Linked DNA regions of Homo sapiens: region 1 is linked to region 2. Evidence: chromatin loops called from intact Hi-C (ENCODE). Cell type or tissue: breast epithelium. All regions are shown on one strand. Each heading gives the region's core, and the rest is flanking DNA. Links, peaks and the distances in the headings are about the cores only.

What was found. Hi-C counts contacts between places; a loop is a spot of excess contacts. Peaks named below come from ENCODE experiments on the same cell type or tissue, not always from the same donor. Only the 100,000 strongest peaks of a DNase experiment are listed, where the experiment ranks them.
Region 1: it touches region 2 in a loop (17-fold over the local background); 1 of 110 quality-filtered maps calls a loop at or near these places.

Annotation. Positions count from the first base shown.
Region 1 is chr19:46,460,117-46,463,026 of GRCh38, forward strand. No RefSeq gene overlaps it. Among named protein-coding and RNA genes, the nearest start is that of PNMA8A, 10 kb to the right of the region's middle. In breast epithelium, for the core only: no CTCF peak of the experiment used is centred there; a DNase peak (open chromatin) is centred at 1,605; H3K27ac peaks cover 281 bases.
Region 2 is chr19:46,528,169-46,531,078 of GRCh38, forward strand. It overlaps the pseudogene PPP5D1P. Among named protein-coding and RNA genes, the nearest start is that of PNMA8B, 34 kb to the left of the region's middle. RefSeq lists a silencer at 2,681-2,790. In breast epithelium, for the core only: a CTCF peak has its summit at 1,561 (motif pointing right); DNase peaks (open chromatin) are centred at 1,541 and 1,917.

The DNA of each region.
Region 1 (2,910 bases), core at 124-2,623, 68 kb before region 2:
TATACCCACTTTTAATTATATGCAAATTAAGGGGTGGTTTATGCAGAAATTTCCAGGAAAAAGCTGGCAACTTCAGGGTTGTCAAGGGCATTGCCATGGAAAGGGGCAGTAACTTCCAGGTGTTACCATGGCAACGGTAAACTGGCATGGTACAGTGGTGGCCATGTCTTCTAGAAAGCTGCTTCCACCCCAGACCTGTTTTAGCTAGGTCTCAATTTGGTCCAGTGTCTAAGCCCTACCTCTAGAGTTGAGCTCCACCTCCTACCGCAGTACCACTCCTAGCTATATACAAGAGAAATCTATGCCCACACAAAAACTGGTACACCAATGTTCATGGTGGTATTATTCAAAATAGTCAAAAAGTGGAGGCAACCCAAACGTCCATCAACCAATGAATGGATAAATAAAATGTGGTACAACATTTGGGCTGTTTCCAGATTTAGGCTATTATGAATAAGTATGCTATTATGCACATTTGTGTACACATCTTTGGTGGATATATATTTTCATTTATCTTAGGTAAATACTTAGGAGTGGAATGTCTGGGTCATATCATAAGGGTATGTCTAACTTTTTTTTTTTTTGAGACAGAGTCTCGCTTTGTCACTCAGGCTCAAGTGCAGTGGCGTGATCGCAGCTCACCACAACCTCCACCTCCCAGGTTCCAGCGATTCTCCAGCCTCAGCCTGCCAAGTAACGGGGATTACAGGAGCCCGCCACCATGCCCAGCTAATTTTCGTATTTTTAGTAGAGACGGGGTTTCACCATGTTGGCCAGGCTGCTCTCGAACTCCTGTCCTCAAGTGATCCTCCCGCCTCAGCCTCCCAAAGTGCTGGGATTACAGGTGTGAGCCACTGAGCCCAGCCAGGGTATGTCTAACTTTTTAATAAATTTCCAAACAGTTCTCCAAAGTGGTTGTACTATCTCTGGTTACTTTAAAATAAATGAATATAAGTATTTATTGTTTGTGGTTGAAATATTCAAAGACACAAGATGAAAAGTGGGACTCTGCTGGGTGTGGTGGTGCATGCCTGTTATCTCAGCACTTTGGAAGGCTGAGGCAGCAGGACAGCTTGAGGCCAGGACAAGCCTGGGCAACATAGGGAGCTGTCTCTATTAAAAAAAAAAAAAGTAAAACAATTAGCTGGGCAAGGTGGTGTGCTCTTGGGGTCACAGCTACTCAGGAGGCTGAGGCAGGAGGATTGCTTAAACCCAGGAGGTGGAGGCTGCAGTGAGCCGTGATCATGCCACTGTACTCAAGCCTGGGCAACAGAGTGAAATCCTGTCTTTTAAAAATTAAAATTGGCCGGGCGTAGTGGCTCACGCCTGTAATCCCAGCACTTTGCATGTCTGTAATCCCAGCTACTCAGGAGGCTGAGGCAGGAGGATGGCTTGAGCCCAGGAGGCAGAGGTTGTAGTGAGCTGAAATTGCACCACTGTACTCCAGCCTGGACAACAGAGCGAGACACAGTCTCAAAAAAAAAAAAAAAAAAAAAAGGAGAGTCACAGAAGAAACACCAAATCTTACCCTGGGCACTGGGATGATGCCTCATGTCATGTTGCCAAGCTGAGACCTGCCACGCATTCTCTTGCTATTATGTGGCCATTCAGGCCTGAACAAGAGCCAGGACCCAAGGGGTTTGCAAGAGTCATGCCTGAGTTTAATTAAGTGGGACAGATGTGCTATTTAGAACCAGGACACCTGGGAGCAAGTTTAAAGGCTTGGATGTGCCCTGCCTGTGATGAACTTTAGCACAGACCAGCACAGTTCCCTAATCCTCTTAATTGTTCATACCATTACAAAAAGTGCAAATCTAAAACAGAGATGAACAGAAAAAAATTATTGCATTATCGTTAATCTGACCACAGTGGCTAATGTTGCTTGAATAATGCATTTGGGTGCTTTTAAAAGTCTGCAGTCAGCCTGGGCAACATGGCAAAACCCTGTTTCTACCAAAAAATACAAAAATAGCTGGGCATGGTGGTTTGCACCTGTAGTCCCAGCTACTTGCAGAGGGGCTGATATAAGAGGATGGCTTGAGCCTGGAAAGTCAAGGCTGCCATGAGCCAAGATCACGCCACTGCACTTGAGCCTGGGTGAAGAGCAAGACCCTGTCTCAAAAAAAAATTAAATAAATAAAATTTAAAAAGTCTGTGATGTTTTATTTTTTAATGTGGGGAAAATATTAAAAAGTAAATTGGCCGGGTGCGGTGGCTCATGCCTGTAATCTTAGCACTTTGGGAGGCTGAGGCGGGCAGATCACGAGGTCAGGAGATCAAGACCATCCTGGCTAACACAGTGAAACCCCATCTCTACTAAAAATACAAAAAAAAAAAAAAAATTAGCCGGGCATGGTGACGGGTGCCTGTAGTCCCAGCTACTCGGGAGGCTGAGACAGGAGAATGGTGTGAACCCAGGAGGCAGAGCTTGCAGTGAGCTGAGATCGCACCACTGCAGTCCAGCCTGGGCAACAGAGCGAGACTCCATCTCAAAAAACAAACAAACAAAAAAAGTAATTTAAAAATATGTAGGTCGTGGTGGGGCACAGTGTCTCATGCCTGTAATCCCAGCACTTCAAAAGACTGAGGCAGGAGGATTGTTTGAGGCCAGGCATTCAAGACCAGCCTGGGCAACATAGTGAGACCTCATCTCTACCAAAAAAAAAAAGTTAGCTGGGCATGGTGGTGCGCATCTGCAGTCCTAGCTACTCAGGAAGATCATTTAAGCCCAGGAGTTTGAGGCTGCAGTGAGCTGTGACCACACAATTGCACTCCAGCCTACATGATGGAGCAAGAGCCTGACTCTTAAAAAAATTTTGTTTTTAAATAATTGAAAATACTACTCAAACACACATGAATCTCAAAAACACGATGCTGGCCGGGCACGGTGGCTCACACCTGTAATCACAG
Region 2 (2,910 bases), core at 145-2,644:
CGAGGGGCCTGGGCCAGCAGGGCCGTTCTCCTCCGTGCCAGCTCAGTGCCAGGCCCCTCTGGCTGCCTGCCCAGCCCCAGGACTCCTGAGAGCCTGGATCCGGGGTCCTGGGGGGTAAGGGGCCCCTCCCAAAGGCTGCTGTTGCCCGGAACTCTGACGCAGCCTCAGCAGCAACCCCCAAGCAGGCTGCTCCCATCCCAGGGAAGTCCACCTTCCACCCCATCACCCAGCTGAGACTGAGCCTCATCCTGGACTCCTCCCGACCCCTCAGCCCCCACAGCCCGGCAGTCACTTCACTTCTTCTGCCAAGTCGGCCTCCTGAACATCTCTCAGATCCAGCCATTCCCTTCTCACCCTCCAGCCCCACCCAGCCCTGACCTGGCCTCTCCTGCCCACGTTCCTGGCTCAGCCTCCACCTGGCCTCACAGCCTCTTGTCCTGCCCTTCCAGAGGGGTGTTCCTAAGGCACAAACCTGACCCTGTCCTTTCCCTACTCGGAACCTCCCAGGGCTCCCAGAGCCTCCCGCAGAAAGCCCTGGCTCTCCCCACGGCCCTGCGTGATCTGCTCCCTGCAGCTTCATCATAACCCCCACGCACACACACTGCAGCCCCACTCACCGCCTCCATGCTAGGCTCCGCTAACCTCTGGAACTTTGCCACCAGGTTCTTTCTGCCTGAAGGCCAAAACCATCAACCCCCTAGGGAGACCCCCAGGCATGCGTCCAGAGACCCAGCATCCCCCATCCCTCGTCCACTATGTCACCCCACTGTGAGAGCTGAAAGGTTGTTTCTGCCCATTCAGGGACAGAGCCTACCCCAGGAGGCCCACTAGATTCTCAGGCCCACCAGGGCCCATGAGTGGCAGGACCCACACTGGGGGACTGGGAGCTGTGACCCTCTAGGCTAACGGGGAACTATGGGAGCTCTGCCTGGGGACACAGGGCCCCAGGCCTGGGCCAGTTCAAGAGATGAGTGGCTGGCAGCTCCCAGCAGATCACCAGGCTGGGGACGAACCCTGAGGGTGAGAGAGACTCCTCTCCCAAACTAGGAGTGGGCTAGGGTCCTGGACTTTGCCCCAACATCCCCCTCCCACGCCCTGCACGCCTTCAGCCCACACCATTCCACGCTTTCAGCCCACGCCTTCTGCGGCCTCCCCGTCGGGTCCAGCCTCAGCCTCACCCGTCCCATTCATCCACATGACATCGCAAACTTGACCCTCCCCCTCCCTTATTCCAAAATTTTCTCTAGTTCCCCAGTGCCCCGGGAACAAGTCGGGTTCCTATGAAGCCCTGTATCCCGCAGTCCCACCTTCTCCCCAGTGTTAAGCTCTACTCAGGTGGGGTTCCTCTGCCTCCCCCTACCGGGCTGTAAACCCCCCGGGAAGGTAGGACCTGGGCTGTTTCAGTCCCCATCTAGGCAGGATCAGACCCTGGTGAATGCATGTGGAGGGAAGAAAGGGAAAGAAAGGGAGGAAGGGACAGAATAAGAAGGGGAGGGAGGGTGGTGCCCTTTAAAATCAAAACCTCTGGTTTCATCTTTCTTCCCTGAACTGGCTCCCCACGCCCACCAGAGGGCGCTCTGACCCAGCAAATTCCTCATACAGCAACAGCCCGTTCTACACACAAAAGGGAATTATGAAAATAAGGATTGACACCAATAATCGATACTTAAAGCCCTACTGTGACCAGTACCTATGCTAAATTATCCACGTGCCTAAATCAACACAGCAATTCTGAGAATATCTTATAAATGAGGAAAGTGAGGCTCAGAGAGGTCATTTAACTTTCCCAGTGTCACACAGCACATAAGCTGCAGAGAAGCTTCCAGCTCTGGCCTTGGTAACCCCACAACCTTCCGTTCCTTGGTCATAGCCTGACGTGACCAAACCACAATGCCCTCTGTGCCTGGCCCTGCCACCTCCTGCCCAACCCCCATCCCGAGGCTCAGCCACACCCTTCCACCCCCAGCTCCTTAGACATCCTGTTCCCCATTTAGTCACTGGAATCTTAGCCCATTGGCTGCCTCGAAAGCACTTCTTCCCTTTCCCTACCCCCACCTCCCACAAATGGTCACCTCCTCCCTTCAGCTCAATGTCACCTCCTCTGAGTAAGCCTGTCCTGATCCAGGGTTAGCTCCATCTCTTCCGACTCACCTCCCCTAAGAATCCAGGCTTTCCCTGCGCTCCAGGAGGCAGGGCTTCAGTCATCATCGTGTCCCCAGAGCCCTGCACAGGCACTACAGAAAGACTGAATGAATGAATGGATGAGTGAAGTCTACGGGGTTAAATAAATGAACACTCAATGAGTGACACCCTCTCCCTCTCCCTCAGCCAGAAATTGAGACATTCTCCAACAAACACCCACAGCCAGGAAGAGAAGATCCCGGACCCGCTAGCCAAGAGTGCACGCTTCAGGCTCCCAGGACCCCCAAAATTCATCCTGCTGAGGCTGTCGGGGGATGCTGCCAGGACTCTGTTGGAAGCCAAGGCCCTAGGGCTCCTGGAGAGGGTCCCATACTCCCTTCAGTCCCTCCCCAGGCCAGGTACAGTGAGTCTCACTAATGCCATCATGCCTTTAGGGCAGAGTCTCCTGCTTTCCAGCCCAGAGTCCACTTCCCTCTCCTGAATGATTCACCTCCATTTCTCTCCAGAGAATCCCCCTCCCCACTCTCCTTCCAGGTGACTCCTACAGGGCTCACCCAATCCCCTGCCCACCCAAGCCTGGCCAGTCAGTACGCTTCCTCCCTCCCTGGTCACTGTGATTGGGGCAGGGGCAAGCACATGATCCAGTTCATCCAATAGGAGTCAGCCCTGGGTCCAGGGCTAAATTAATGAATGAAGGAACCCTAGAACCAGCCATGCCTGAAGCCAAAGCCACGCTGGACTTTTTTTTTTTTTTTTTTTTTTTTTTTT